Regions from separate parts of the Mus musculus genome. Here region 1 is linked to region 2. A link is a contact called in ENCODE Hi-C data. All regions are on one chromosome and are shown on one strand. The core of a region is the stretch at or near the end of the contact, and the rest is flanking DNA. Distances in the headings are between cores, read along the strand shown.

Evidence for each region. Hi-C counts contacts between places; a loop is a spot of excess contacts on that map.
Region 1: a map of heart shows a loop between it and region 2 (2.0-fold over the local background). The contact joins the enhancer-like site here to the promoter of Adcy5 in region 2. A Hi-C loop is called at or near these places in 1 of 37 maps with a recorded cell type or tissue (heart).

What each region holds. Positions count from the first base shown.
Region 1 is chr16:35,203,801-35,209,266 of GRCm38, forward strand. All of the region lies in intron 1 of Adcy5 (adenylate cyclase 5), which reads left to right. Among named protein-coding and RNA genes, the nearest start is that of Gm46550, 23 kb to the right of the region's middle. Within about 2 kb of position 3,034, at least 1 of the 3 ENCODE cell types and tissues checked has a DNase peak (open chromatin) inside an H3K27ac peak, as active enhancers do; it is heart, where a contact is called at or near this core.
Region 2 is chr16:35,152,105-35,156,951 of GRCm38, forward strand. Adcy5 (adenylate cyclase 5) reads left to right here and starts at 2,760. Exons shown (of 21, transcript NM_001012765.5): 1 at 2,760-4,847. The coding sequence starts at 3,995.

The DNA.
Region 1 (5,466 bases), core at 1,784-4,283, 52 kb after region 2:
CTTCCAGTTTGGATGTTGGGTCCTCTACCTGCTCCTAGTCTAATCCTGTTTCATGGGTTGTGTTGTGTTTTGTTTTGTTTTTGTTCTGTGAGCTGTGCCCCTAAGCCCTCCTGGTATGTGGTCAGTTCTGACACGGGAGGTTTGTGTGCCGTGTCTCTGGCACGTGCAGGGTGCCACATTGGTGGACTGGGGACATTCATGCTGACCCAGCTGTTTGTGACATCCCCTGAACCAGCGCATGCAAATAGTGCTGCGCACCGGTAAAGAACTGCACAGGCCCCTGTGCCATCGCAACTTGGCTATTCCAAAGTGTCTCTGGCTTTCAGCTTTGGCCTTAGGGCACAAATAGCTAAACAGAATGAGCTAATTTGCCATGCTAGTTCCTTGTAGAGTGAACCTGGGACATTTCTCAAAGATATTATGTATGTATATGTCATGGGAACTAGAAAAGGGTTGGGGTGGCCTGATAGCAAAGCTGTGTCGGTTCCTTCAAATCTGCTAAGAGGCCAGGTTTCATGTCAGGTTTTGTGCTTTTAACCATAATTTAAGAATATAATGAGCTTACAGAAGCAAAGCAGGATGAGGTGGCATCAGCAGTGAGAAGCTGAATCTCATGCAGACGGGACTCTCCCCACACTCTGTATGGGCAGGGACATTGTAACACACGGGTACCATCCAGAAATACCCAGCGCTCACAGGGGTCCCCCCAGTGCAGTAGAAACACAATGAGGGTGGGTGTTACATACTATAGCATACCTGGGCAATCAGAGGACAACCTCAAACATTGTTCCCTGCCTTCCATTTTGTTTGAGATATGGGTCTCTTGTCACTGCTATATACCCCAGGCTAGCCATACGCCAGGCTAGCCAGTCTCTGTAAGCTTCCAGTAGTTCTCCCAATTTCTGTCTTCTGTTGCAATTACAGATATGTGTGCCAGCACCTCCAGCTTTGCAACTTCACGTGAGATTTCACGTGAGATCTCAGGAGTCAGGCTCGAGTAGCAAGTGAACTGCCATGTTTCTCAAAAGTGAAAAGGAAATAGGTAAACTTATCTTAGTGAGATGCTGTCTTTAATCCAGTATGTCTCAAACACACTCATCGTAACATGTAACCAATGTAAAAAAAAAAAAAAAAAAATTCCCAGTAGCTGTTTTACCTGATCCTTCACACCTAGTCTATGACACTAAGCCTCTTACGGAGTGTCCCCCTCCCCACCCCAACACACACTGTAGAAATCTATGCACAGTGCTTCTTCATTGACCCTCACCTTACCCCAGCAGCTGTGATGGCCTGGAGGACGCCTGGAGATGATTTGCTCCCCTGAATCTCTCCTGAATCCAGCAGGGAAGCTGGGGTGCCTGTCTCTAAGGAGTCAGATGCTAGAACATGTGTGGCAGCTTCCTGCAGGCTCCGTCCACATGGGGCCTGCTAGAGCTTAATGGAGGAGAAAGGTCTCCCCTTGGCCAGCCGGTCCGTAAGATGTGGACCTGTCTGCAGATGGCCACTTAGTGTACAGTATTGTGGTAGTGCTGGTTCCCGTAAGGGAAGACTGCATGCAGCAGAGCTTGCTCAGCGGGTGAAAGCCAGAGTCCTAGCAGCAGGGAAGAGCATGGGCCAGGCAAACAGGATGGGGCTTGAAAACTGCCACAGAGTAACAATGGGGAGAGTAGTGAAACAGTTAAGTCGGATCCCATGGGCTGTAGCCAGGTGTTTGGATAAAAGTTACATTTCCGACTGCCCTTTGTTAGCTGTTTTGGAGCAGAAGATGTGCCTGGATTCTGAGCATGAAAGTGGGGATGAAATTAATATACAACATTGTCCAGACCTATCCTTACCAAATCATGGAGGACTGGATCCCTTCCTGGATCCTATGTGGCTTCAGCCAAGGAGACCTCCGAGTGACCCTGCCAGGCCATGAGATGGCTGTGCGTGACTGTCCTCAGAGGAGTCCTCAGTTCCTTGCCAACAGAAAGTGTCAGTCCGCAAAGAAGCCTTGCTTTTAGCCTAGAGGAGCATTTTTGTTACAAATCACCCAAAGGCCTCACTCAGTACTGGTGAGACGCTCTCCAGGTGCTGGGAGAGCTGGTTACCATGGCAATGGGCACACATCTGCCAGTGCTCTGTGCAGGAAGACAACAGATGGCTGGCTGTATTGGTACTCTAAGGCCATGGGGTACTGTATCCCAGACACAGAGGTGCCTGGACCCCAAGACACCCGGAAGTGCTGTTGTGGGCAGCCAGCTGGTCCCTTCTACAGCAAGGCTAACCCTGTGTTCCTGTTCCTACCCTTCTTTCACCTTCTGGCTCCACTCTTGAGTGGCTACCACACGTATTGTCTGCCTCCCACAGGGTCAGCTTCATTGTCTGCTTTGGTCATCCAGGCTCTTCAATCTGAGAAAGTGTTTATTTTCTCCAAGCCATTTTGTCAACCTCTTCCCTCCCTGCTTTGAAAAAGTCTGCTTGAAACAGCCTGTGGTGGGATATGCTAATCTCAGCCCTGGGGAGGCAAGTTTGAGACCATATTGGGTTACAGAGCAAGACTTTGTCTTGAAAACAGAAGCGAGAAGGAGGAAAAAGTCAGCTGACTTGAAAATCAAAGAATAAATGGCTGGGAGTAGGGAAGATTCTGTCCCAAAGGATGCTGGAGGACATTTAAGCCAGACATTAGGAAGAACTTTCAATTATGAAGATTAGAAGAGACAAGCCTGTGGCTGTCCTTGAGTCCGGGAGACATATGCAAGAAGCGGGACAAAAGCGATCCTGGGCATTTCTGGCCCTTGCCCTTCACTGTGCCACAGTATTGGCAGGGCTCCCCTTCCCTTCCACCTAGTTCCACCCATTCTTGGGAACACCAGGACAGAAACAAAGTTAGTTTTTCCAGTTACTGAGGAGCAAAGGCAGACAGGAGGCTTCTCAGGAGTCTGCAGTGGGCGTTGGTTCCCTGAAGTTTCCCCTTGTGTGAGGATCCCTATAGTCTGTGCGTCCACGTGTGCTGGAGAAGGCAGGAAGGACCTGCTCTGCTGCTGAGCCAATCCGTGCTTCTAAACTCACTGAGACTCCTGGTGAATGTGGCAGTCTTCCCACTGGGAACCCAACAGGCCAAGCCCCGGTGCACACAGGTTGCAGCCAAGCCAGAGTGGTAGGGTTCAGGAAGAGCCCCAGGAGGAAGCTGTGTGGTGAGGAGAATTCAATAGGTTGAGTGGAATCCTGGTAGGTGTCAGGAAATGAGGCAGGCCAAGAGGAGCATAGGGAAGCCCAAGGCAGGCAGAGGGCAGAGGGCAGACAGACATTTTCCCTTTACCAAACAGCCCAGCTCCTGTGTGTATCTGTGTTTTAAATATGTAACTTAATGCAGTTTTTACACAGAAAGATGGTTTCTTGTATCCCAGGCTGGCCTTAAGCTTATTATGTACCTGAGGATGGCTTTGAACCTCTACCCTCCAGGGCTGGGATTACAGATGTGTGCTTATACCCTGTATATGCAGTGTTGGAGTTGAACTCAGGGCTTCATGCTTGCTGGGCAAGCACTCTACCAACTGAGGTACATCCCCCCAACCCCCAACTTAGACAGCTTCCCCAAATGCCTTTTCTGTCGTCTTCTTCATTAGTAGGCTGTGACTTGTCACTTTTCAGTGTTTTCACAGAGCCTGCTGGAGCAGCAATCCCCACCCACCCTGACCCGCCCCGACCTGACCCGACCCCACCCCCACTGTCAGTTTGCTATTTCTAAACTGCAGGAGCCTGACAAGTGTATTCTTAGAATTTGTGCAAACTAACTGCCACCAGGTACTTAGTGATAACCTGTGATTAGCACTTATGGGTAATTCTTGGATGTGGGCGCATGGTCTAAATGACATCTGTTCTGTCTTGTAGGGTACTTTTCTGGCTGCTTCCTGCTTTGCAGTGCTATAGATGGGAGAGGTATTACTGTGGGACAGAATTTTTAAATTCATCCAAAAACAATGAGATCCCTTGGAAGGGCACATGAAGACACTTGGTTTGTTAAGGTGTTCTGATTAGAGATACTATCCTTTATTCCTAATTTTAAAAGTCTTAAAATCATATTGGGCTAAGGGGTTGAAAAAGAAATATTTTTTGTAAGTATAGAACACAATAGAACACACCAACATCTTAATAAACGTTGCTGCATATAGTGTTAGGCAGGGGTTCTTAGCCACCAGAGTTGGAGGGTGGGTGAGAGCAGGCCTCGGGAGGATGCACAAGAGCTACCAAGTGGGGTGCACCTGCACAGGTTAGGCATAGGATAGAAGGCACAGACCACCCTCCATACATACGATGCCCACCTCCAGAGGTCACCACCCCCAACATATAGATGAGGCCCTGAGCTTTTGGGCTTGGCTGCTCACCTGTCTGCTTTGTTTGCTGTCTCCAAGGGCCTGAAGTTCTGTCTTTCAAGCGTATGTCAGTTTAGACCAGTGTGTTTAAAGCCAGCGGCACATCCCTGCAGCTCTGCGGAGCGGGGGACCCTGGTGGTACTGATATCTTCCTGACCCCCAGTTGTACTTATCCTGGGGGTGGCATAACTAAGGGACAGCATGAAGGCCTCTGGGAGTCCCAGAGGTACTATGGGGTTGGTGGCATAGAGAGAAAGTGGTACGGAGAAGCAACACAAGCCTGGAAGCCAGGGTCTGGTTTCCTGTTTTTGGCTCGGGCACCCCTGGTCAGCTGATTGGTAGCCTGAGAGTTAGAGCTGGTCTGGTCTCCCTTCCTACCCTGTGCTGTCCATAGAGCCCAGTGCTCCCTAAGGTGTGTGCTCCATTGAAGTCCCAAGCTAGCTTGCAGGGTGACTGGGGGGATCACTCTCCGGTACACTCTGTTCTCTTTACCAATCATAAAAGCCACATCCTCCACTGGAGAGGGGAATCTGGAAGGAAGAGGAGGGAAGAAAATCACCCCTAATTCTAACCCATTTTGCTCTCTCCTTCTTGAGACCAGCTAACGCTGACATTAGCACAAGGTAGGATGTGCTGTTTGGATCCTTGCTTGCCCTGCCCCTGCCGGGACAAGCTGTGGATTTTTCTTAATTACACAGAGTGAATTAAGGCAAATATTCTAGATGAGAGGAGGCCATTCTGGCCTGGAGTGGGCTGATTTCCAGCAGCTGCTGGTACTGGCCCTGCCTTACCTCCCCAGAGTCCTGGTGTGACCAGGGAGGCTTTGGCCCTACCATGCCAGGATGGCCACGGCAGATGGCTCTGAGAATGGAGATGAGGGGCTTGCAAGCCTTGTGGAGGAGCTGGGCACACAGCCACAGAGGGCTGGTGGCAGAGTCATTGACCTCACTATGACCTGTCATCCTGTGGGGACCCTGGCATGCCACGCTGAAGCCTGCTGGAGAGCCATTCCTATCCCACCATGAATGGTGCCTCCACACCCCGAGTGTGTGCAGTGAGGGGCGGAGCTGGTGCCTGAGGGAATGCCTGTGTCCTTGCTTGGATTTAATAA
Region 2 (4,847 bases), core at 1,510-4,009:
TATCTATCAAATTGCTTATTACCCCTAAAAGAATGGGATATTTTATGAATGACCATGAAAATGAGTAACAGTTAACAGAAGAGTGTCGCTTATGCCAGTTCCAATATACCCACACAATGGAATTTTACTCCAACAAGAAAAGGGACATTAGTCCAATGTAGTGGTATGCACTGGTAACCCCCAGTGCTCAGGAAGCTGAGGCAGGGGTCTTACAAGTTCAAGGCCAGTCCGGTTTACATAGTGAGAATGTGTTTAAACTGAGTATTGTAAATAAACTGTTTATTGACATGAAAACCATTAACATTATTATGATGCACACAGTTTTTGTTGTGGAAAAAAAAAAAAAACCAAACGAAATAATGTCAGGGTAGGGACTACTGCTAGGTTAGAAGTCCTAGGTTCAATTAGCAGGACTGGAGGATTGGGGTGGGGGGTGGGGGGTGGGGGGCAGAGAGAAGAGAGGGAGGGAGGAGGAGGAGTGAGAACAGGTTCAAGGATGCAAGGCTGCCCAGTAACCTCGCTGTCTACATGCCTTCTGTGCATGCAGTTGCCTATGTCCCAAGTGTCTCTTAAACATCTTTGCTACAATGGCAGAATTCTGGAAATGTGTTCATCTTTATGCTGGAGTAATCCTTTCCTTAAGTCAGTTGAGCAAAATTTACAGGAGGTGGCTGATTCAAACTGAGACCCTGCACCAGACTCAAGTCCCAGCAGGCCACATTGTTAATCATCTGACCTTCCCTAGGGGGACAGAGAGAGACTATGCAGGTGTGAACTTCCCAAACGTGCCAGCCTTGACAAGATAAGGAAGTCCCACTCCGGTTTCACCTTCTTTGAAATGAGCTATGCCCTCTTTGTTCCGATTCTGCCTCTTCAGCCATTTTCTGTCTAGAAAGCTGAAGCGCTTCTGTGTAGCTCATCAGATCACTCAGTCTATTACCCAGAACGAGCTGTTGCTTGATTCCCAAATCACAAAGAAAAACCAATTAAGATCACAACTAAATCTGTTCTCTTATTGGTGTTTGACACTGACAATAGAATATCCCTACAGTACCAAGAAGCTTAACAAATATTGCCCATCTTCTTTCCCTGCTGGACCTAGATTGCACCCCCAGAATCGATTTGGTACTCACAGAGGGAAACAATGGTTTTTGCCGTACACTGACAGGCTCTTGGAATCCTGTTGCCTAGTGAGTGTGGCTGAGCCAGAGGGGCTGGCCAGCTTTGCTCCCTCCCTGATTACACGAGTTCCAGACCCAGTTTGCTGTCTTTTCCTGGTAGCATCCAGCCCGGTACAATGCTTTGCAAGTTTCCAGCGCGATAGGGTTTGGCTGGCTAGGTTCGTGTTGCTTTTACTACTTAGCCAACCATAGATTACTCAAAGGCTGGAGGATTACTCAAGATCCCGTTTACGCAGATCCCTTGGAATTCTTTTTTTCTCTCCTCCCGGTTTGCAGCTCTGGCAAGGTTTATCTTCAGTTGCCAAGGAGATGAGCAGTGGAGGAGGATGTGGACCTCTAGGCTTCTTGTCAACTTTGGAGGACGGCAGAAGGATGAAGGGGCTGACAGCATACAAGTCACCCTCCCCAAGCAAAACTGCCAGAACTCCGGTTAGGACAGCTTAGGGGGTCAAGGGAGCTGAAGAGGCAGACAGACCCAGATCTTCTACTCAGCTGTCTACTCTTGTCTACCCTTGCCTTTATTCAGGAGTTCCCAGAAGGGTCATTTTTGCTTCCCTGACTGGCAAGGAGACTAGCTTGCCTGTGGGAGCATCTGGGTAGGTGTGGAAGCCAGCGTAGCACTGAAGAAAAGATCTTTGGATTGTGGGTTAGGAGACCTGTGTGGTGTATTCCAAGTTGGCTAAGTTCTTAGAGCCTCAGTTTCCACATTTGCAAATAGGAAATAGCTACACAGGCCCTGTCCCCCATCCGAGCCCATGGCTGTTACTAGAACCACATGGGATTTAAAACACATGAACAGGCAAAGGGCTCCTTATAAACGCCAGGTGTTCCCACAGCTGTCAGTGGTGTTTCCTCTTAGTAACTATGCTCCAAAGTGGTCCTGCTCGCCCCACCCTGGCTGCATCGGCCTCACCCACTGCTAGCAACTCCATCTTTTCCATCGCTGTCTTTCTGTGCCCCAGACATCCTCAGTCTCTGCATCTCCCTAGTTCATTTCCGGGTCTGGCTCTGGGTCCCTCCGTCCTCTCTAGGGACTCTGTCTCCAGTTCCCTGCGGCAGTAGCGGTCGGGGCGCCCCCCACCCGGCGCGCCCTCCGTTGGCACCGTCGCCGGGCCACAGAATCGCCCAATAAGAGCGCCGGACTCGAGTCTGACAGCTCTGGAAGCGGCCAATAGAGCCGGACCAGAGAAGGGGGGAGCAGCACCGTAGCTGAAGTTGGGCTGAATGGGGGTGGGGGAGAAAAGGGTAATAAAAAGAGGGGAGATAGGACTGGGGTCGCAGGACCCGATCGGGGGTGGATTGCCCGCTACCCAGGTCCGACGAGGGATCCGCCCGTTGACCCGGCTCCAGGCACCAGGGAGGGAGGGGCGCAGTGAAAATATAGGTGAGGAAGGGGAGCGGGGGTCCCTGCGGCTCCCGGGCCCGGCTTGAGTATGTTCGCGGGGTGCCGGGGCCAGGACGCGGGCGGCGGCAGGGCAGAGGGCGGAGGCGGCCGCACGCCGCTGTGAGCCGAGGCCCGAGCGGCGCGGGGGGCGGGGAGGCGGCGGGAGGAGGGGATGCGGAGGGCGCTCCGGCGGCGGCGGCGGCGAGCGGGCGAGAAGGGAGGAGCGGCGCGAGCGGCCGGAGCGGCGCAGGGCCCGAGGCGTGCATGGCGCGCCCGGAGCCGGGCTCCCTCGGGCCCCTCGGGAGCGCCCCCGGGGCGCCGCGGCTCTTCGGCCGGCCCTTATCGGCCGGCTGCTGTTGAGCCGCAGCCCTCCATCGCTGGATGCCGTGGTCCCCGGGAGAAGCCCGCCTGCGTTGGGGCAGAACGGCGGCGGCGCTGCGCCGGATTCCGCCCTCCGCGTAGTGGTTCTGCGCTCGGCTACGGTGGGCCAGCCGCCGGCAACGAGGAACCCAGGGCTTGCGGAGCTAGCGACTCAACCCTCGGGACCTGCCGGAACGGGCCGGCCTGCTGGGTCTGGGGGACAGGAGGAGACGAGAGGGGAAGGGCCGCACCGCAGGAGCCGGTCCTCGCCCCCGCCCCCTGCGCGGGCACGCCGGAGGCTCTGTTCGCCTTTCGCGGGGGCCACGCTCCCACTCGCGCCTCCGGAGGTGGGGGATGCGGGCGACGGCCCCCCCGGGCTCCAGGACCCTCCTCCCCGGGGCTCCGGAGCTCTTGCTCCGCCCGCCGCCCCCTCCCCCGTCCTCTCCACCCCCCATCCCACCTCCCCACCCCTCGTAAGAAAATAATGCTGGCAGGAGCCTGCACCTCCCAGTCGCTCCCAGTGCGCTGCGAGCAAAGGGCACCCGCTGCGTCTCCGTGCCGGGACCCCTGCCGAGCCGCCCTCGCCGCCACCTTGCTGGGAGAGTCGCTGCTCTCGGCTTAGGCAAAAGCCACGAGCGCCGCGCCCGGGAACTGCCAGCTTCGGAGAGGCGCCGCCCGCAAGGACACCTCTCCGTCCCGCCTGCTCCTCAACTCCCAGCCTGAGCTCGACGCGAGCCAGGAGTCCGGACATCTCTGCGTCCGGCGCAGCAGTCAGAGCTGTCCCCACTGCCACCGCTCGGAGCCAACTCCGTCTCGGACCTGGGACTCTGGACTCTAATTCGTAGCTACTTCTCACCTCGGGGCTGCGCTGTCTCCCCGCTAGCCTTCCCGTTGTCCTCCACCGCTCAGGACGGGGGTGCCACGATGTCCCGCTGCTGCGCAGGGCCCCGGGCCTCCCTCGACGTGTGACCCTAGCCTGGTCCCCCTGCTTGGCTGTCCGCCCTCTCCTTGGAGACCCCCGGCCCGGCCCCCGGGGGAAGAGGAAGAAGACGACGAGGCCGAGGGGGGGATGTCCGGCTCCAAAAGCGTGAGCCCCCCGGGCTACGCTGCACAGACAGCGGCGTCGCCAGCGCCCCGGGGAGGCCCGGAGCATCGCGCCGCTTGGGGAGAAGCCGATTCCCGCGCCAATGGCTACCCCCACGCCCCCGGGGGATCAACCCGCGGCTCCACCAAGAGATCTGGGGGAGCGGTGACCCCACAACAGCAGCAGCGCCTGGCCAGCCGTTGGCGCGGTGGCGATGACGACGAAGACCCTCCACTAAGCGGTGATGACCCTCTGGCTGGGGGCTTCGGCTTCAGCTTCCGCTCTAAGTCCGCCTGGCAGGAGCGCGGTGGCGACGACGGCGGTCGCGGCAGCAGGCGGCAGCGGCGGGGCGCGGCTGGAGGGGGCAGCACCCGGGCGCCCCCTGCGGGCGGCAGCGGCAGTTCGGCGGCGGCCGCAGCGGCCGCAGGTGGCACAGAGGTGCGCCCCCGCTCGGTGGAGCTGGGCCTGGAGGAGCGTCGAGGAAAAGGCCGAGCGGCCGAGGAGCTGGAGCCCGGGACTGGCATCGTCGAGGATGGAGACGGGTCGGAGGATGGAGGCAGTTCTGTGGCGTCAGGCTCTGGGACCGGCGCGGTGCTGTCGTTGGGCGCCTGCTGCCTGGCCTTGCTGCAGATATTCCGCTCTAAGAAGTTCCCGTCGGACAAACTGGAGCGTCTGTACCAGCGCTACTTCTTCCGCCTGAACCAGAGCAGTCTCACCATGCTCATGGCCGTGCTGGTGCTTGTGTGCCTGGTCATGCTGGCTTTCCACGCGGCGCGCCCCCCGCTCCAGATAGCCTACCTGGCCGTGTTGGCAGCTGCTGTGGGCGTGATCCTTATCA